Linked DNA regions of Homo sapiens: region 2 is linked to region 1. Evidence: chromatin loops called from intact Hi-C (ENCODE). Cell type or tissue: B cell. All regions are shown on one strand. Links, peaks and the distances in the headings refer to the core of each region. The heading gives the core; the rest is flanking DNA. Region 1 overlaps ADK (adenosine kinase). Region 2 overlaps AP3M1 (adaptor related protein complex 3 subunit mu 1).

Region 1 (11,071 bases), core at 4,337-8,336:
TTCAAAAAACCAGCTCCTGGATTCATTAATTTTTTGAACGGTTTTTTGTGTCTCTATTTCCTTCAGTTCTGCTCTGATTTTAGTTATTTCTTGCCTTCTGCTAGCTTTTGAATGTGTTTGCTCTTGCTTTTCTAGTTCTTTTAATTGTGATGTTAGGGTGTAAATTTTGGATCTTTCCTGCTTTCTCTTGTGGGCATTTAGTGCTATAAATTTCCCTCTACACACTATTTTGAATGTGTCCCAGAGATTCTGGTATGTTGTGTCTTTGTTCTCGTTGGTTTCAAAGAACATCTTTATTTCTGCCTTCATTTCGTTATGTACCCAGTAGTCATTCAGGAGCAGGTTGTTCAGTTTCCATGTAGTTGAGCGGTTTTGAGTGAGTTTCTTAATCCTGAGTTCTAGTTTGATTGCACTGTGGTCTGAGAGACAGTTTGTTATAATTTCTGTTCTTTTACATTTGCTGAGGAGAGCTTTACTTCCAACTATGTGTTCAATTTTGGAATAGGTGTGGTGTGGTGCTGAAAAAAATGTATATTCTATTGATTTGCGGTGGAGAGTTCTGTAGATGTCTATTAGGTCTGCTTGGTGCAGAGCTGAGTTCAATTCCTGGGTATCCTTGTTGACTTTCTGTCTCATTGATCTGTCTAATGTTGATAGTGGGGTGTTAAAGTCTCCCATTATTAATGTGTGGGAGTCTAAGTCTCTTTGTAGGTCACTCAGGACTTGCTTTATGAATCTGGGTGCTTCTGTATTGGGTGCATATATATTTAGGATAGTTAGCTCTTCTTGTTGAATTGATCCCTTTACCATTATGTAATGGCCTTCTTTGTCTCTTTTGATCTTTGTTGGTTTAAAGTCTGTTTTATCAGAGACTAGGATTGCAAGCCCTGCCTTTTTTTGTTTTCCATTCGCTTGGTAGATCTTCCTCCATCCTTTTATTTTGAGCCTATGTGTGTCTCTGCATGTGAGATGAGTTTCCTGAATACAACACACTGATGGGTCTTGACTCTTTATCCAATTTGCCAGTCTGTGTCTTTTAATTGGAGCATTTAGTCCATTTACATTTAAAGTTAATATTGTTATGTGTGAATTTGAACCTGTCATTATGATGTTAGCTGGTTATTTTGCTCGTTAGTTGATGCAGTTTCTTCCTAGTCTTGATGGTCTTTACATTTTGGCATGATTTTGCAGCAGCTGGTACCGGTTGTTCCTTTCCTTGTTTAGTGCTTCCTTCAGGAGCTCTTTTAGGGCAGGCCTGGTGGTGACAAAATCTCTTAGCATTTGCTTGTCTGTAAAGTATTTTATTTCTCCTTCACTTATGAAGCTTAGTTCGGCTGGATATGAAATTCTGTGTTGAAAATTCTTTTCTTTAAGAATGTTGAATATTGGCCCCCACTCTCTTCTGGCTTGTAGAGTTTTTGCCGAGAGATCCGCTGTTAGTCTGATGGGCTTCCCTTTGTGGGTAACCCGACCTTTCTCTCTGGCTGCCCTTAACATTTTTTCCTTCATTTCAACTTTGGTGAATCTGACAATTATGTGTCTTGGTGTTGGTCTTCTCAAGGAGTATCTTTGTGGCGTTCTCTGTATTTCCTGAATCTGAATGTTGGCTGCCTTGCTAGATTGCAGAAGTTCTCCTGGATAATATCCTGCAGAGTGTTTTCCAACTTGGTTCCATTCTCCCCGTCACTTTCAGGTACACCAATCAGACGTAGATTTGGTCTTTTCACATAGTCCCATATTTCTTGGAAGCTTTGATTGTTTCTTTTTATTCTTTTTTCTCTAAACTTCCCTTCTCGCTTCATTTCACTCATTTCATCTTCCATTGCTGATACCCTTTCTTCCAGTTGATCACATCGGCTCCTGAGGCTTCTGCATTCTTCACGTAGTTCTCGGGCCTTGGCTTTCAGCTCCATCAGCTCCTTTAAGCACTTCTCTGTATTGGTTATTCTAGTTATACATTCGTTTAAATTTTTTTCAAAGTTTTTAACTTCTTTGCCTTTGGTTTGAATTTCCTCCCGTAGCTCGTAGTTTGATCGTCTGAAGCCTTCTTCTTTCAACTCGTCAAAGTCATTCTCCGTCCAGCTTTGTTCCATTGCTGGTGAGGAACTGCGATCCTTTGGAGGAGGAGAGGTGCTCTGCTTTTTAGAGTTTCCAGTTTTTCTGCTCTGTTTTTTCCCCATCTTTGTGGTTTTATCTACTTTTGGTCTTTGATGATGGTGATGTACAGATGGGTTTTTGGTGTGGATGTCCTTTCTGTTTGTTAGTTTTCCTTCTAACAGACAGGACCCTCAGCTGCAGGTCTGTTGGAGTTTGCTAGAGGTCCACTCCAGACCCTGTTTGCCTGGGTATCAGCAGCGGTGGCTGCAGAACAGTGGTTTTTCGTGAACCGCGAATGCTGCTGTCTGATCGTTCCTCTGGAAGTTTTGTCTCAGAGGAGTACCCGGCCATGTGAGTTGTCAGTCTGCTCCTACTGGGGGGTGCCTCCCAGTTAGGCTGCTCAGGGGTCAGGGGTCAGGGACCCACTTGAGGAGGCAGTCTGCCCGTTCTCAGATCTCCAGCTGCGTGCTGGGAGAACCACTGCTCTCTTCAAAGCTGTCAGACAGGGACATATAAGTCTGCAGAGGTTACTGCTGTCTTTTTGTTTGTCTGTGCCCTGCCCCCAGAGGTGCAACCTACAGAGGCAGGAAGGCCTCCTTGAGCTGTGGTGGGCTCCACCCAGTTGGAGCTTCCCGGCTGCTTTGTTTAGCTAAGCAAGCCTGGGCAATGGCGGGCGCCCCTCTCCCAGCCTCGCTGCCGCCTTGCAGTTTGATCTGAGACTGCTGTGCTAGCAATCAGCAAGACTCCGTGGGCGTAGGACCCTCCGAGCCAGGTGCAGGATATAATCTCCTGGTGTGCCGTTTTTTAAGCCCGTCGGAAAAGTGCAGTATTCGGGTGGGAATGACCCGATTTTCCAGGTGCCATCTGTCACCCCTTTCTTTGACTAGGAAAGGGAACTCCCTGACCCCTTGTGCTTCCCGAGTGAGGCAATGCCTCGCCCTGCTTCGGCTCATGCACGGTGCGCTGCACGCACTGACCTGCGCCCACTGTCTGGCACTCTCTAGTGAGATGAACCCAGTACCTCAGATGGAAATGCAGAAATCACCCGTCTTCTGCATCGCTCACGCTGGGAGCTGTAGACCGGAGCTGTTCCTATTCGGCCATCTGGGCTCCTCTCACTTTTTATTAATATAAAAAGGATGACATACTCCTCACCTATTGTGAATGAAACTATACACTATTCTATTGCCTGAGTATAAAAACCTTTTAAGTGTTAAACAAGGAATGATTCATATTTTGTCTGTGAAACTTTTTTTTTTTTATTTTTTTTTTTGAGACAGAGTTTCACTCTGTCACCCAGGCTGAAGTACAGTGGCATGATTGTGGCTCACCGCAACCTCTGCCTGCTGGGTTCAAGCAATTCTCGTGCCTCAGTCCCCAAAATAGCTGGGACTACAGGCATGCACCCCCACGCCCGGCTAATTTTCGTATTTTAAGTAGAAACGAAGTTTCACCACGTTGGCCAGGCTGGTCACCAACTCCTCACCTCAAGTGATCCGCCCACCTTGTCCTCCCAAAGTACTAGGATTACAGGTGCGAGCCACTGCACCTGGCCTATTTTCTTCTGTTTAATAATGTACCAACATTTTGAAGGCAGAGAAGCAACATTTTGAAGGCAGAGAAGGAGAAAAAAAATTTTTTTAATAAATAAAAAATAATTTAGCAACATTTTAATACATTTGTTATTTTACCGTGTGCTAATTACAATTTAATGACTAAGAGATATTTTAAAATTTACACATTTTGGCTGGCTGCAAAGACATATAATAGGGTAATCAATATGCATGAAAGACTGTAATGCATAAAAATATACTACCTTCATAATGTATGCATGTTACAGGCAAAATATAACTTATGCATAAAATACATCATATAAGAATAGAATCTGGTGTGAAAAGTATAACAGAAATGCAAATTCAAGACAGAAAGGACTATAAAATTTTTAAACATCAAAAAAGGAAGCTGTTTATGTATTTTTATAAATGAATAAAAGGGGTATCAAATCACAGTGGTATTTAGAGTCCACTAAAAAGAGTGATTTAGGCCAGGCGCGGTGGCTCACGCCTGTAATCCCAGCACTTTGGGAGGCCGAGACGGGCGGATCACAAGGTCAGGAGATCGAGACCATCCTGGTTAACATGGTGAAACCCCGTCTCTACTAAAAAAAATACAAAAAAATTAGCCAGGCATTGTAGTCCCAGCTGCTTGGGAGGCTGAGGCAGGAGAATGGGGTGAACCCAGGAGGCAGAGCTTGCAGTGAGCCGAGATCGAGCCACTGCACTCTAGCCTGGGTGACAGAGCAAGACTCTGTCTTAAAAAAAAAAAAAAAAAAGAGTGATTTATCAGTATTATATAAAGTTATTAAAAATCATTAGCTGGGCGCAGTGGCTCATGCTTATAATCCCAGCACTTTGGGAGGCCAAGGCAGGCAGATCACTTGAGGTCAGGAGTTTGAGACCAGCCTGGCCAACACAGCGAAACCCCATCAGCAAAACCCCATCTCTACTAAAAATACAAAAATTAGCCAGGCGTGGTGGCAGGCGCCTGTGGTCCCAGCTACTGGGGAGGCTGAGGCAGGAGAATCACTTGAACCTGGGAGATGGAGGTTGTAAGTGAGCCAAGATTGTGCCACTGCACTCCAACCTAGGCGACAGAGCCTACTTTCAACTTAGTAGAAAGCTATAACCCAACTTCCCACCATGGCTTTCATAGAATGATGCAAAGCACAGCCTATATTTTGGATGTTTTGTTTTCTAATGGCATAGATAGGTATTCTTTTATAATCAATTCTTACCATGAACATAGTTCCTAAAAATCAGAGACAACAAAATGGTACAGTGGTAGTCCTCAACATTTTTTTCTGCCCTAAATTACTGGAGAAAAATGACATACACTCCAAAGAATAGAAGACGGGGAAGCAAGAGGGAGCACAGGGAAGGGGCCTCTTTATTCTGCCTCTAGCCCCTACAAAGAGAACAACTGAGTGAAAAAAATCACTAGATACAAATCAAAAAACCTGCAATATCATCCTGATTCTGACATTAACTTGTTTTCTGAACTGGGCAAGCCACTTAATTTCTCTAATGAGGATAAACCTGCCTATGTCACAGGGTTGCTATCCAGATCAAATAACATTACACAAAAAGTGTCCAGCGCATTATTTAACAATTATGATAAATACTCATCCCTGCCCCCTCTTCCTGGAATCTTCTACCCCTATAAAATGAAGAATTCAATTAGCTCAAAAAGGGAGGAAAGGGCACTTTTAAATGTTCATAACTTTTATAAGAGCCTTTTAATGAGACTGAAACAAACACTTTTTATTCAAATGTGCTCCTCCTCTGAAGATCAGCATAGCACAGAGCTTAGTGCCTTGAAAGGCGCAGGAACAGACTGTGAAGTTCTGAAATAGGACAGTCATAAGAGAGGTGCCATGCCTAATGTTGCACAGTTAATGTCAAGTTAAGACTTGGTACATAGCAGATGACAATAAAATATTCTATAAATACTTGGAACTAAAATTGCCTTCCAAGAATTAAATCAGTAAAATTTCTATAAATCTACAAATATTGCCACATAGTCCAAAGAATCCCAACAGTATCAAGTAAAGTTTTACAGAATTGGCAAAACCAATCAGGTAGACAGTGTGGATATGGCAAGATTTTAAACAACATATTTAATTGGCTCTTCCAATTTAAAAAAAAGTTGATTAAAATATATTACAAAGGAAGAAAATGGGGGGGCAAAACCATTAATCACTACAACAATGTTTGAGACTAAAGCTGGACTGAAATTTAAGAAGCTTATAAAGAAATAGATTAAGAGTAAATCACAGGGTTAGAATAAAAAAGCAAAAAGTTACAAGGTTTATGAAAATAATATTTTTAAATCTCATTAGCAAAGTAAACGAGGATTAAAACTCAATTAGAGAAAGCTGAAAGAATTAAACTAGATTTAAACCTAAATACCTAAAATAGAACTATACTCTTTGTATTCTTAATTTTTCTTATGCTTTTTATTTTAAAAATTTTACTGATAATTGTTCAAAATGACTAGCCACATATTTTATTAAAGGACATTTTAAAATTTGGAATTGGAAGATATTGATATCACTGCTTAGCTCTTGGGTCACATCAGCAAAACCGGCCCATGTTATATCAACCTCCCATTTATTTGCTAATACATTTTATTTCTGGCTTCTGTCTCCATATTTGCACTGTGATTTGCCTGGCAGAGGGCGCCACTGACATCCCATTCAAATACAGGGGACCCTTTTAGGCATTACTTTACTAGATATCTCTGTTGCATCAGGTATTATTGACTATTCTTATATAAACTCATCATACTTCATCAGAGCTTGTCTTAGTTCTGCTTTTTCTTAATCTCATTCTATACTCATTCTTTATCTATCCATCTATTAAATGTTCTAGCTTCCAGCCCACTCCTTTTACTTTTTACTCTTTCTTTTTTTTTAGAAAGTTTCATCTACTGGTTGCTTTAAATACCAGCCACATAATAATAAAAATAGTGCTAGTAATAGCTACCATTTATTGAATAATATTGCGTCAAACTATGTAAAATTAAATACAATTAAAGAGTCCAGGCAAGGCACTGTAGCTCACATGTGTAATCCCAGCACTTTGAGAGAATGAGGTCAGAGGATTCCAAGACCAGCCTGGGCAACATAGTGAGACCCATCTCTAAAAAACAAATTTTTTTTTAATTAGCTGGGCATGGTAGGGCACATGCCTGTAGTCCCAGCTACTCGGGAGGCTGAGGTAAGAGAATCGCTTAAGCCTGGGAGGCTACAGGGAGGCATGACAGCACCACTCACTGCACTCCAGACTGGGCAACACAGCAAGACCCTGTCTCCAGAAACAAAAGGAGTCCAGCCATGACTCTTCTACCCACCAAAAACATAAATCCAACTGTCTCCTGAATATGCCTGCCTGGATATCATAGTCATCTCAAGCTTGAACAAAACTCAATTCAATCTTTCAAGCCCCTCTTCCATATCCTCCTCCTATACTCCCTAACTCATTTGTAAATACCACCATCAGTCACCAAAACCAAAAATTCAAATGTTATCTCTAACTCCTTTTACCCTCTTCATTAAATCAATCAAGTCTTACCTTGATAACACGAAAAGTATTACTGCACTCTCTTCCCAACCATTCTATCATAACTAAAGTGATCAAGTCATCATCTCGCAACAGGTTTATCACTATAGCCTCCTCAAATCTATTGATCCACTACAGACAAAGCAATTCACATAATCCTAAAATATGAATCCAACCATGTCATCTGCCTGCTTAAATCTCTCAAGTGCTCTCCATTGCCAATAATAGAGGCACGAGAGATTTCAAGCTCAGTAGCCAGTAATATTAGCTAACATATGCCAAACATTCAAATAATCTCATTCAATCCTCACAAGAACCCTAATAACCTTATTTTACTCACAAGGAAACTGAGCTTCCATAGATAACCAAGGTCACACAGCTCCAGAGCACACTCTTAACCTCTATTCTATAATGCCACTGTGAAGAAGTAAGTGATTTCTTTCCACATCTGTCTCCTCAATTAGATTACAAGCTGCTTAAAGGCAAAACAGTTATTTAATATTGTATTCCCAGTATTTGGCAAAAGAGTAACCATAAAACATATGCTCCAAAAAGTGTGTGTTGAGCTGTGAAATGAACTGTTAAAAAAGAATCTATGTTTACTTATCCTTAGAAGTACCATTTCCTTCAATATTCAAAGTTAAGTTTGAACATCAAAGAACCCAAAGAACAGCATCTATTTGGGCAAAATGAAGGAAAGTAGTCTGTGTTCATTTAGTATCCATAATTTAGGTTGTTTTTTGAGGAAGCCCCAGAGCAACTCAGGACCAATCACTCAATATGTGAAATGACATAAAGATTCAAATAGCAGTTTATTTCAAATTCTAAGAATTTAGAATTTTGAAGGAGAGAAGCAGAATAACCAAAGACTATCTGTTAATGTAGGTCACAAGGTAGTCAAATAAGAGAAAATATTCAAACTTAAGAAGCATTTCCAAACACCACCAATAATCTAGAATATGTTGTAGAAAAATATATCATATACACAATAGATACAACTTTTTTTGAAGATACCTTTAAAAAATATAAACATATAAAAAGAAATGTAAAATTTTACAATAAACCTAAGCTGTACTGGTTAATATCATATATGCTAATTATATCTATTAAAATTTAATTAACATGAAATAAAATGTTGAAATTCATCAGTTGCACTAGCCACACTTCAAATGATCAAAGCCAAATGTGACTAGTGGTTACCATGTTGGATAGCACAGATACACAACATTTCCATAATCATGAAACATTCTAGTGGACAGCACACACTGCTGCAAAGATACTGACCCCAGATTTCATTTGTACTTTATTGACTTCTACATGGTCTGAATTTTTTTCTAAAAAGCATTTACTTTTAGAATTTTTGAATCTAACAGATTTAGCAAATGATCACTACCATAAGATGTATACGTTTTTTAAAAAAATCAGCCTAACCATTTTGTAACCCATATTAAATGTATTTAAATTTTACATGTTATTAAAAGATAATAGAAGAATACCTAAAATACAGAAAGAAATATTTGTAAGGATAAGAAAATTTGTTGGTAAAGATCTCTTTTTTCCAAATTAATCCATAAATACTAAACAAAATCCCAGACAGAATATTCAGGTCAATTAAAGACCTAAATATACAAAACATAATGTTGAAAGCTGTAGAAAAAAATATGGCAATAGCTTTATAAAGAATTAATTAAAAGACCGGGCACGGTAGCTCACACCTGTAATCCCAGCACTTTGGGAGGCTGAGGTGGGTGGATCACTTGAGGTCAGGAGTTAAAGACCAGCCTGGTCAACATGGTGAAACCCCGTCTGTATTAAAAATACAAAAATTAGCCAGGCATGGTGGCACATGCCTGTAATCTCAGCTACTCAGGAGACTGAGGCATAAGAATAGCTTGAACCCGGGAGGCAGAGGTTGCAGTGAGCTGAGATCATGCCACTGCACTCCAGCCTGAGCGACAGTGAAACTTCATCTCAAAGAAAAAAAAAATTAACTACAAAAGTGTCAGAGCAGTTTACAATTCATTTTAAAGCAAAACAATTAAATGTCTAGCTTTTAACCTAACACATGCAGTCTCACTTGACACTAAATATTTTTTTCACTTTCAAAGCTAACATACACCCATTTGTAGAAGAAATAAATTTTTATTTATAGAAATAATTCAGTTGTAAATTATTGGCACTGAATAATCAGCACTAAAATTTATGGCCAATTACTTTGAGCATTTTCCTTTTTTTAATTTTTAGAGACAGGGTCTCACTATATTGCCTAGGATGGAGTGCAGTGGCTATTCACAGGCATAATCATGATGCACTACAGCTAAAGCCTCCCAAGTAGCTGGCACTACAGGCAAGCACCACCACAGCCAGCTACTTCGGGCATTTTAGGTTTGAACATTAAGTAACATCTTTCATGCATACTCAGATTAATAAAAACTCATGTAAGGTTTGTATGTTTATTAAAGGTTTAGATCTGTAAGAAAAACACGTCTCCTCAACTACTCCTGTCATAAAACTGAGTATTTTCTATTTTTTTTTTTTTTTTTTTTTCCTGAGATGGAGTCTCACTCTGTCGCCCAGGCTGGAGTGCAGTGGCGCAATCTCGGTTCACTGCAACCTCCGCTCCTGGGTTCAAGCGATTCTCCTGCCTCAGCCTCCTGAGTAGCTGGGACTGCAGGCGTGTGCCACCACACCCAGCTAATTTTTTATTTTCAATAGAGATGGGGTTTCACCTTGTTAGCCAGGCTGGTCTCTAACTCCTGACCTCAGGTGATCCGTTCACCTCGGCCTCCCAAAGTGCTGGGATTACAGGTGTGAGCCACCGCGCCCAGCCAAAACTGAGTATTTTCATTTCTACTGATGGTTTTCCTTTCTCAATTACCATTTCATTCATTCTCTCATTCCTCTTACTTTCATATTTATCTAGTGTCAGGAAAAACCAAGGCAAACCTACCTTACACATTCCTTCCCTGCCTTTTTCATCCCTATTAATACATACCTCCATAATTACAGACCAGGGCTCAACTGGAGGTATTCATATGTTCCACATTTCCTATCCCCTCATGCCCACTGTGTCCCTACAGTTTACTAGAAAAGATTCTTTTCAATAATGTACTTTCTGCCACAGGTGTTCCTAATAACTTTCAATTCTTTTTTTGGTGGGAGGGACAGGAGTTTGAGGCTGCAGTGAGTGACTAGGCTATGATTGTGCTACTGCACTCCAGTCTGGGAAACAGAAAAACTTGTCTCTAAAAAAAAAAAAATCAGAATCAGAAAAATATTTTATCAAATGAATTTTGACAATTAGAACTCACTTTCACAGTGTAAGATACTAATCAGTATATATCTCATTCATTTGGTATATGTCTTGGTCCCCTTGTGCTGCTATAACAAAAATACCACAGACCAGGCTATTTATTTATTTACTTACTTATGTTTTGTTGTTGTTTTATTTTTCTTATTTTGTTTGGGGTAATTTGTAAACAATAGAAATATATTTCTCACATTCCTGGAGGCTGGGAAATCCACGGTTAAGGCACCAGCAAGATTGGTGTCTGGCGAGGCTTTTCTCTGCTTCTAACATGGAACCTTGTTGCTGCATCCTCCAGAGGGGAGGAACACTGTGTCCTCACATGACAGAAGGAATGTAAAGGCAGGAGAGCTCTCCCTTCAACCTTGAGTCCTTTCACAAGTGTGCTAACCCCATTCATAAGAGCAGAGCCTTCATAACTTGGTCAACCCCCAAGAGTCACACTTCTTATACTGCTACACTGGGGATAAGTTTCAACATGAATTTTTGGAGAGGATACCATCATTCAAACCATAGCAATATACCACTTATCTATGCTGGGTGCGGT
Region 2 (11,071 bases), core at 3,680-7,679, 87 kb after region 1:
CAGCCAATCAGGAGGTACACGCCACACGCCACCATGCCTGGCTAACTTTTATTTGTTTTTTTTGTACAGACAGGGTCTCACCATGTTGCCCAGGCTGGTCTTGAACTCCTGGGCTCAATCAGTTTACCTACCTCAGCCTCCCAAAGTGCTGGGATTACAGGCATCAGCCACCACACCCAATCTGATTATCTTTTTAACCAGACAAAACAATAGTACTCTATAAGAATCGTAAAATTTTATTATTAAAAATAGCAGCCGGGCATGGTGGATCACGCCTGTAATTCCAGCACTTTGGGAGGCCGAGGCAGGCAGATCACTTGAGGTCAGGAGTTTGAGACCAGCCTGGCCAACATGGTAAAACCCCGTCTCTACTATAAATACAAAAATTAGCTGGGCGTGGTGGCAGGCGCCTGTAAACCCAGCTACTTGGGAGGCTGAGGCAGGAGAATTGCTTGACCCTGGGAGGCAGAGGTTGCAGTGAGCCAAGATTGCACCACTGCACTCCAGCCTGGGTGACAGAGTGAGACTCCATCTCTAAAAAAACAAAAAAAGAAAAAAGAAAAAAAATCTAGTCCTTCCTTTACATTTATTTTACACATAAGGAAAGCCCAGAAGGGTTAAGTGAACTGTTCCAGGTCACACAACTTGTTAATATGTAATGATGGCTTATTGTGAATTATAGTCAATATCTTCTCTTCCATGAGTCCCCTTTTCATTATAACATTCCATCTTATAGAATAATAGATTTTTGCCAGGCACGGTGGCTCACACCTGTAATCCCAGCACTTTGGGAGGCTTAGGCAGGAAGATCACTTGAGCCCAGGAGTTCAAGACCAGCCTAGGCAACATAGCAAGACCCCATATCTATCAAAAATTTAAAAGATTAGCTAGGCATGGCTTCCTTAATCCTACCTATTCAGAAGGCTGAGGCAGGAGGATTGCTTGAGCCCAGGAGTTCAATGCTGTGGTGAACTATGTTCACACCACTGTACTCCAGCCTGGATGGCAGAGGGAGACCCTGTCTCTTAAAAAAAAAGAGATATCTTTCTATTATGGATCCTATTTCTTAAAAGTTAACTTAGTCCATTTCATAATACACTTGCCACATTTTAAAATTCTATTGAAGCCGGGCGCGGTGGCTCACACCTGTAATCCCAGCACTTTAGGAGGCTGAGGCGGGTGGATCACGAGGTTAGGAGATCCAGACCATCCTGGCTAACACAGTGAAACCCCATCTCTACTAAAAATACAAAAAATTAGCTGGGTGTGGTGGCAGGCGCCTGTAGTCCCAGCTACTCGAGAGACTGAGGCAGGAGAATGGCGTGAACCCGGGAGACAGAGCTTGCAGTGAGCCCAGATAGCGCCACTGCACTCCATCCAGCCTGGGTGACAGAGCAAGACTCCGTCTCAAAAAAAAAATTAAAAAAAAATAAAATTCTATTGAAAATGGTTTTGGTTGGTTTGTTTTATTTTGTTTTTGAGACAGAGTCTCACATTGTCGCCCAGGCTGTAGTGCAGTGTTGTGGTTTCAGCTCACTGCAACCTCCGCCTTCTACGTTCAAGCGATTCTCCTGCCTCAGCCTCCCAAGTAGCTGGGACTACACGCACACACCACCACGCCTGGCTAATTTTTTGTATTTTTAGTAGAAACGGGGTTTTGCCATGTTGCCCAGGCTGGTCCCAAACTCCTGAGCTCAGATAATCTACCCACGTCAGCCTCCCTAAGTGCTAGGATTACAGGCATGAGCCACTGCGTCCTGCCAAATGTTTTAAACTCATATCCAGTCATCTTACAGGGTTGGCTCCATAAAGGAAACAGTTTAATTTTCCTTAGAATTAGCATATTCTGGCTGGGTATGGTAGCTCACACCTGTAATCCCAGCACTTTGGGAAGCTAAGGTAGGCGGATTGCTTGAGCCCAGAAGTTTGAGACCAGCCTGGGCAACATAACAAGACCCTGTCTCTACAAAAAAAATACAAAAATTAGCCAGGCGTGGAGGTGCATGCCTGTAGTACCAGCTGCTTGGGAGGCTGAGGTGGGAGGATTGCTTGAGCCCAGGAGGTTGAGGCTGGCTATCATAGCACCACTACGCTCCAGCCTGGGTGACAGAGCAAGACCCTGTCTCAAAAAAAAAAAAATTATATTCTACAGTGGCATACCTGTAGTCTCAGTTACTCTGGGGACCAGCTGGGACTAGCTAGTCAGACTTTATCTCTTAAAAATAAAAGAATTATTATTATATTCCAGCCAGAGTTAAGTATGGACCTTGTCCCCTGACCTGTTAATAGAGATGTAAAGCTTCAGTTAATCTGACACCCAGAGGGTATCTCTATTGTTCTAGATGTAGTGATTGTTGGGCTAGGTGTCATGGCACGCACCTATATTCCCAGCTATTTGGGAGGCTAGGGCAGGAGGATTACTTGAGCCCAGGAGTGAGGCTGCAGTGAGCTATGATCATACAACTGCACTCCAACCTTGGCAACAGAGCAAGACTCTGTCTCTAAAAACAATAAATAAAAATAAAAAGATACAGTGATAGGTCTAGTGAAGACTCATATTCCATTGATGTTATCTTCCTTTTTTTTTTCTTTCTTCAGGATCTACAGTCTTTGCAGAAATTCAGGGGGTCATTGATGCTTGCATTAAACTATCTGGAATGCCTGATCTCTCCCTTTCTTTCATGGTAAGTTTTATTCTCCTGTTTTATAGCCCCTTGAATGCCTAATACATGTGAAGTACTAAATGAAATGATAAATATTGAGATAAGTTTGCATCTTAGATTGCAAAGGATTATCTCAGAAATATTCCTAGCAGAGTTTCCTAAGACAGTCGCTTACATGATGAGCGTGGTCTTTGTGGAAAGACTAAGGGAGGTCTTTGCCTGAGTGTGCTAGAAGGGGCTTAAAATTGGCTGGCTGGCTTCTGCAAATATCCAGTATCATTTTTACTGAATAATTATTTGCTTTGCTGATATGAAAGGACACTGGTCTTTTGTATCATTTTAGAGTCAGCATGATATACTGCTAGGAACAATTAAGAGAACTGACTTCTGGTGTTGTCACCAGTTTGCTCTGACCTTAAGTCCTCTGAACCTCAGTTTTTTAATCTGTTAAAGGGAAATAATACTACTTGCCTTTTCTCCTTTATAGTTATTGAAATTCAAATAAAATAATGTACATAAAATATTTACAAACTTTAAAGCATTATGAAACTATAAGGTTGTGTAGATGTGGTCATAAACTCTTCCATGACTGCTTTATCTTCAGGGAACATATTTGTCAAGGTATCTGAGTACAGTTCCCATATTCATTATAGTCTATGAACGACTGTCTTCTGTTTTTCTGGCAGAACCCTAGGCTTCTGGATGATGTCAGCTTTCACCCCTGCATCCGGTTCAAGCGTTGGGAATCTGAAAGAGTTTTGTCATTTATTCCTCCAGATGGAAATTTCCGACTCATATCATACCGTGTCAGCTCACAAAAGTATGTTGATGCATCAGCCAGAATCTGCCATCATACATATCAAGTACAACTCACCTTTCCCTGTTTCTTTCTGAAAGTTGAGTACTTGAGGTCATCACTGCTCACTTTAACCATAGCTCACCAGGAGACCCAGTGAGAACGGGTGAAAATACGCACCTAAAATAATCCGTATACTTTGAATGTATGAGTGTAGAGTGGTACTAAGTGAGACTAGAGTAAAATCTATAGCCAAGAACAAGCAAACCATACATAACCTGGGCAAAAATTGTGGTACCGGTCCTTTGCAAGGTTATGCATGGTCAAATTATGGCACTGGTTCTTTGCTCAGGTTATGCATGGTCCATTTTGCTCTGCTTCTGAAAGCTGAGTACTTTGCAAGCAGAGCAAAACGGACCATGCATAACCTGGGCAAAACCATGAACCATTGCCATAATCTTACCATAGTCTGTAGAGTTTGTGGCCAACAAGGAGACAGACCTACCTGTAGTTCGTGAGGACATTCCCCAATTTACCTGCTTCAAGTACGTCTTCTCTGCGTTGAGTTTTTAAGGAACTGTTTAGCATTGAGGGGCCGGGTGCAGTGGTTCACTCCTGTAATCCCAACACTTTGGGAGGCCAATGTGGGCAGATCACTTGGGGTCAAGAGTTCTAGACCAGTCTGGTCAACATGGTGAAACCCTGTCTCTACTAAAAACACAAAATTAGCCAGGCGTGGTAGCGTGTGCCTATATAATCTCAACTACTTAGGAGGCTGAGGCATGAGAATCACTTGAACCTGGAAGGCAGAGGTTGCAGTGACAGATCACACCACTGCACTACAGCCTGGCCAACAGGGTAAAACTCCATCTCAAAAAAAAAAAAAATTTAGCATTGGGGATCGGAGTTATAGGTAGTTTGTTTCTTGAAAATACCAAAAGTTATTTGAGTAACATCATGACAGAACTCAAAAACAGAGAAATTATTTCTCGGCTCTTTTCTTTTCCTTTTTTTTTTTTTTTTTTTTTTTTAAGCCGGAGTTTGGCTCTTGTTGCTCAGGCTGGAGTGCAATGGTGAAATCTCGGCTTACTGCAACCTCCACCTCCAGGGTTCAAGTGATTCTCCTGCCTCGGCCTCCCAAGTAGCTGGGATTACAGGCATGCACCACCACACCCGGCTAATTTTGTGTTTTTAGTAGAGGCGGGGTTATTCCATGTTGGTCAGACTGGTCTCGAACTCCAGACCTCAGGTGATCTGCCCACCTCAGCCTCCCAAAGTGCTGGGATTACAGGCGTGAGCCACCGTGCCTGGCCTGTTTCTTGGCTCTTATCACATAGGAACTGTTTTCATTTATATAAAACATATTTTACATTATTTTTCAGTGGGATCATAATTCATTTTAAACTAGGGCCATTTGCCCCAATTGTTTTTGTTTGTTTGTTTTATGTTATTTTGTTTTGTTTGTTTGTTTTGAGACGGAGTTTCACTATTGTCACCCAGGCTGGAGTGCAATGGTGTGATCTTGGCTCACTGCAACCTCTACCTCCTGGGTTCAAGCGATTCTCCTGCCTCAGCCTCCCAAGTAGCTGGGATTACAGGCACCTGCCACCGCGCCCAGCTAATTTTTGTTTTTTGTTATTTTTTTTTTTTATTAGAGAGGGGATTTCACCATGTTGGCCAGGCTGGTCTCAAACTCCTGACCTCCAGTGATCTGCCTGCCTTGGCCTCCCAAAGTGCTGGGATTACAGGTGTGAGCCACTGCACCCAGCCACCCCAATTGTTTATACTGTTATTAAACTTCAGATTTCTGTCTTGATTTGTATACAGTTCCCAGCACAGTGGTACAAGAACATTATGCTGTACTCAGCTCCCCCTTGTGTAGATACTGAATCTGCAGTTCTAGAGGTACTGCCATCTTGGTATCCTTGGAGGACTGGTTGCAAAAATCAGCAGATGCTCGAGTCCCTTACATAAAATGGTGTAGTATTTGCATATAACCTATGCACATCCTCCTGTATACTTTAAATCATCTCCAAGTTACTTGTGATAGTACACTGTAAACACTGTGTAAATAATTGTTATACCATGTTGACTTTTTATTTTTATTGTAGTTATATTGTTATTTTTTACTTTTTTTTTTTTTTTTTTTTTTTTTTTTTTTGAGATGGCGTCTCGCTCCTTTGCCCAGGCTGGAGTGCAGTGGCACGATCTCAGCTCACTGCAATCTCCGCTTCCCAGGTTCAAGCGATTCTCCTGCCTCAGGCTTCCAAATAGCTGGGACTACAGGCATGAGCCACCACACCCAGCTAATTTTTGTATTTTTAGTAGAGACGAGGTTTCACCATGTTGGCCAGGCTGGTCTTGAACTCCTCACCTCAGCCTCCCAAAGTACTGAGATTACAGGTGTGAGCCACCGCGCCCAGCCCTAGCTAATTTTTGTAGAGACGAGGTTTCATCATGTTGGCCAGGCTGGTCTCAAACTCCTGACCTCAGGTGATCCCCTCCCAACCCTGGTCTCGGCCTCCCAAAGTGCTGGGATTACAGGCATGAGCCACCACGCCTGGCCAATTTTGTGAAATAATATTTTCAATCCTCAGCTGGTCAAATTCAAGGATGCAGAACTGTGGCTACAGAGAGCCAACTCTGTAGTACCTTATTGTGGAGTTAAAGGCAGGGTAGGATACTCTGGACAGAGGTTTTCAGGATACCTCTGGAGCTCTCCCCACACCATTAATTGTGTTTGTGCTTTTGTATCTTTCTCTGTTTCTCTTTTTAGTCTAGTGGCAATACCAGTGTATGTGAAACATAGTATCAGCTTTAAGGAGAACAGTTCTTGCGGCAGATTTGATATAACAATTGGACCAAAGCAGAATATGGGGAAAACTATTGAAGGAATTACAGTGACAGTTCACATGCCAAAAGTTGTGCTGAACATGAACCTGACACCCACACAAGGCAGCTATACATTTGATCCAGTCACCAAGGTACAGCCACTTCAAATCAAGAGTGAGCAAGTGTTTCTGCAATCTATTTTGTGATTTGTGGGGAGGAATGGAGGGAAAGGTTTGGCACCTTGTTTAAAACTAAAGTTCGTATCAAAACCTAGAGAGCATACTGTGCTGTGCTTCTGCCACTGGCTGCAGAAGGAATCCTGCAGCTGCTACTGAGTAGATGAACAGAAAAATGTGTCATTCTGTCCTTTTTCAGAGTGTGCCTTCACTCATCCATTATTAATCCAGAGCCTGACTCTGCTATCTAATAAGAAAGAAGTAAAAGCTTTTTTAAAAAGAGAAAACATTATGTAGATTGAAGAAGATATTATGATGGTCTATGAATTACTAAGTTTTCTATATAAATTGATCACTAAGACCTTTTTCTTCCTTTATAATTTAAAAGCATTATTTCATACTCTTTCACAGGGCTAGGAAAGTTGCTTCCTCACTCTACTTAAATTTTTGTGTAACAGAGGGTTTTCAGAGAAACTGTAGCAGATGATTTTCTCTCAGCTTCCTGATTAGCTGGTAAATATGATTGTTTTCAATAGCAGAGTCATTGAGCTACCTGATAAATGAAAAGACATGTTTTTTGAATAACATCATAGAATGTTAAAGATTATTTAATACAGTTGTAAGGATTCAAAGAACCTCCTCCTGGAGACCACACAGGGCTGAGAAAGGGAGCTTCAGATTCCTGGCCCTTTACCACAGCTTCAACTATGACAGCTTTGCTTTCTTTCTCATCTGCTGTTGAGCCTTCACACCGAAGATTTCATTTGAACAATGGGTTTCACAGCTAAAAGTTTTAAAAACACCATCTTAAGTCAATCTAATTATTTTACAGAAAAATAAACAGAGGCTGGGCGCAGTGGCTTACGCCTGTAATCCCAGCACTTTGGGAGGCCGAGGTGGGTGGATCACCTGAGGTCAGGAGTTCGAGACCAGCCTGACCAACATGGAGAAACCCCATCTCTACTAAAACTACAAAATTAGCTGGGCATGGTGGCGCATGCCTGTATCCCAGCTGCTTGGGAGGCTGAGGCAGGAGCATCGCTTGAACCTGGGAGGCAGAGTTTGTGGTGAGCCAAGATTGCACCATTGCACTCCATCCTAGGCAACAAGAGTGAAACTCTGTCTCAAAAAAAAAAGAAAAAGAAACAGGCCCAGAGAAAAGTGAAGATGGTTATGATGGAGAACATTTGAAATCAGAGGGCCTTAGGTTCAAATCCCAGCCTTACCTCTGACTAACTATGTGACCTTGAGCGAGTCATTTGATCTCTGAGCCTTAATGTCCTCTGAGCTTTAATTTCCTCATTTGTAAATAGAAGACAAAAGCTACTTCACAGCCCTCAATGAGACAACATATGAATAATGCTAAGCACGGTGCTAATACAAAAGAAAATGCTCAACAAATGTAGATTCTCTGCTCTCACTCCCCATTCAAAGTCACAGAATTAATCAGAGGTAAACTCACTGTAGATGCCAGATCTCTTGTTTTCAAGAGACTGCACTTCAGTTTGTACAGAAGTTTATGATATCTTTGAACTTTGTTTTTGAGGGTTTGTCTTTAATAAATGGTTCTATTTGTTTTTCATTTTTTGTCTTTTTAAGGTACTAACATGGGATGTGGGAAAAATTACTCCACAAAAGCTCCCAAGTCTTAAAGGACTGGTAAATTTACAGTCTGGAGCCCCCAAACCAGAAGAGAATCCGAGCCTCAACATACAGTTTAAGATCCAGCAGCTTGCTATTTCAGGTAAGGATAAGGTTGACTTGTAGTTAAGGGTAATTGAGTTTTGCAAGCTCATTTATTAGGCATTTAGAAGAGTAACAAAAGTTTCCTTCTCTAGAAAGAGCAGTAGCCCATTTGCCTTTTATACTGTGCTTGGTGGGGCAGTCTCACAGGCACCGACCAAATGATTTTTCAGAGCACCTTATTTCAAACAGCTTCCCCTCACCTCCGCCCTCATTTAAGCACCAAAAAGAGAGTTATTCATATTCACAGAAAGTAGAATTATACTTCACAGACATTCCCTGCCTGTGTGGGAATCTTAACCAAAACCATACCATCAAAGTGCAATAATTTGTAAATGATAGAAGAGACATTTCTTCCAAATGGTGGAAGGGACACTGGTTAATGTCAGATTTACCATATAGCGCTCATTGCTAACATTATATTGGTTGGGATGATGATAATTTATTCTTTTTCATTCTTTTTGATACAGGCTTAAAAGTAAACCGTTTGGACATGTATGGGGAGAAATATAAGCCATTTAAAGGAGTCAAATACGTCACGAAAGCTGGAAAGTTCCAAGTGAGGACATGAGAAGAGGCCAAAATTCCTCAGGACCAGTTTGTTTTCCAAGTGTCATTACGATGTATCACTATTAGGTACCAAGTGAGTGGGAATACATATTCTAGTTAAAGCATTTGTGTCTAGCTACACACCGCTAACAAAGTTACTTAGTTATCAATGTAGGATTCTTAAGGAGCTTTAAGCTAAGGAAACCTTTTAGTGACTTAGCTTATTTTGTATCTTTTCACTTAGGAAGATTTTGGAGGTGATTTTTTTCCATAGGAGGATACCATCTGGCGGCTGCACATTGTAACAGTAAAGGCAGAAAGCTGTAGTGATAACCTCTCTCCTAAAAGAGTTAACTGGTCTCATCCAGCAGAAGCTATCTTAAATCTGTGATGTGTCAGGTGCAGCCAAATATCACACCTTCTGATCTTAGCCATCCCAAACCAGTATCTGTCCCGAGAGGAAATTCCCCCCACCCCCAGAAGTTTACAGAAAACTGCCTCTTCAAGTGTTTGCCTTATTCAGCTTTTCACTTGTGCCATTAAGCAAGCACTGTAGCAAAAGCCACTTCCACATGGCCCTGGCAGGGAGCACTGCTGCTCCATGCTCCATTCTCACTGTACTTGGTATTGTATTTTTTATAAATAAGATTTTTATGTAAAGCTTAGAATTTGATTTACAGGGACCTTGCTGCAGTAAATACCATCTCAATTTTGTGCCACTGGTTCAGCTGTTAGCACAGTAAAAAAATCATTTGTATCAAAGGGGCAAATGCTTTATTAAGGTAGTAAAAGGGAACATTACTTCTGCTTTTAGGAAGTTACTGCAAGCACAAGCATTTGTGCTTTTAAGCAAATTAAAGTAGTAAAAGAAAAACTTAAGTGAAACCTTTGCCATCTTCATGTTTTATAATATAAAGCTTACCCAACACCAGTTAAGCCATGGTTAACCTAAATGCCTCATGCCCCAGTTCAGCAAAAGGAGGAAAATGTGCCTGCCTCACAGTCATCAGTCTTTTTAAATCTTTTTTGTTGTTGTTCTTAAGGGTTTGAATTTGTCTGCATTCCTTGTCTTTAGGGGAAATTCCCTTTTCATATTGTGTGCTTCCCAAAGCTATAGTCATAGATTTCTTCCAGAAACTATTGTCATAATTGTCACTGGAGTGCTTAAATATACGTACTATACTGACAAAATACATGGAAGTGAGTTATAATGAGGCAGAAACAAAATCCTCGGTAACATTGATGATACTCTACCGATCACCGTGGTTTTGGAAAGTCAGTCAACAGTTGTATTATTGCACTCAATTTCATTGTGACATTTTATTTAACTTCTTCATCTTGGTGGTCCTTGCCCAGTTATTTTGCCTCATTAGACATCAAGAAATGGAGAAAGACTGAAAGTTAATATCTTAAGTGCTTGTTCTTCATGTTTCCTTCTTGTTATTTATGCTATTCTCTTTGTGGCTCCATTCTTCTTTCAATCTTCTCAGCTTATAACCGTCTTTCCCTTATGCTAAGGATAGCCCTTACACTCATCCCATCTATGCTGTCAAGGGCTGCTGGTTGGTGCTGGTACAAGGAGCCCACTCAGCAGTTTTCTTACCTTTGCCTGCCCTGCCTTTCATGGAATAAGAAAGGCAACGTTTTGCAGCTTCCAAATTTCTGAAGAAACTAATCTCAGATTGGCAGTTAAAGTCAAAATGTTGCCAAATATTTATTCCTTTTGCCTAAGTTTGGCTACCCGGTTCAATTGCTTTTTATTTTTAATGTCTTGACTCTTCAGAGTTCGTACCTCAAAAGAACAATGAGAACATTTGCTTTGCTTTCTGCTGAATCCCTAATCTCAACAATCTATACCTGGACTGTCCAGTTCTCCTCCTGTGCTATCTTCTCTTCTATCCAAGTAGAATGTACGCCAGGAGCTCCTTCCCTCTAGCAATTTCTACTAAAATGTCCAAGTAGAATGTTTCCTTTTACAATCAAATTACTGTATTTATTAATTTGCTAGAATCCAGTAAATCATTTTGGTAGCTCTGGCTGTGCTATCAATAAAAAGATGAAAGCAACAAGTTGATTTTTTTTAGGTCTACTATTGATTGAACATTCTCCAATGGGCAAGGCTCATTGTCAAAGCAGGGTGAACATGATCAGATTTTCTTCTGCATCATCACACAAGCTGCGAGTGTTGCTGCAAAGCACTTCTCAGTACTCCTTCCCTAACCTCAGTATGTTAATAGCCATTCATACTTGGCTTAAGCATCACCATTCTGGCCACAGTCTGAGAGATTAGTGATCAAAGCTCCCTTCCCTAT

Evidence for each region. Hi-C counts contacts between places; a loop is a spot of excess contacts. Peaks named below come from ENCODE experiments on the same cell type or tissue, not always from the same donor. Only the 100,000 strongest peaks of a DNase experiment are listed, where the experiment ranks them.
Region 2: it touches region 1 in a loop (10-fold over the local background); 3 of 110 quality-filtered maps call a loop at or near these places.

Annotation. Positions count from the first base shown.
Region 1 is chr10:74,209,024-74,220,094 of GRCh38, reverse strand. All of the region lies in intron 2 of ADK (adenosine kinase), which reads right to left. Among named protein-coding and RNA genes, the nearest start is that of ADK, 63 kb to the right of the region's middle. In B cell, for the core only: a CTCF peak has its summit at 6,323; a DNase peak (open chromatin) is centred at 6,344; H3K27ac peaks cover 2,692 bases.
Region 2 is chr10:74,121,520-74,132,590 of GRCh38, reverse strand. It overlaps AP3M1 (adaptor related protein complex 3 subunit mu 1), which reads left to right. Exons shown (of 9, transcript NM_012095.6): 5 at 2,599-2,684; 6 at 3,350-3,483; 7 at 6,236-6,443; 8 at 8,067-8,211; 9 at 8,681-11,071. The coding sequence ends at 8,781. Among named protein-coding and RNA genes, the nearest start is that of AP3M1, 24 kb to the left of the region's middle. In B cell, for the core only: a CTCF peak has its summit at 5,330 (motif pointing left); a DNase peak (open chromatin) is centred at 5,350.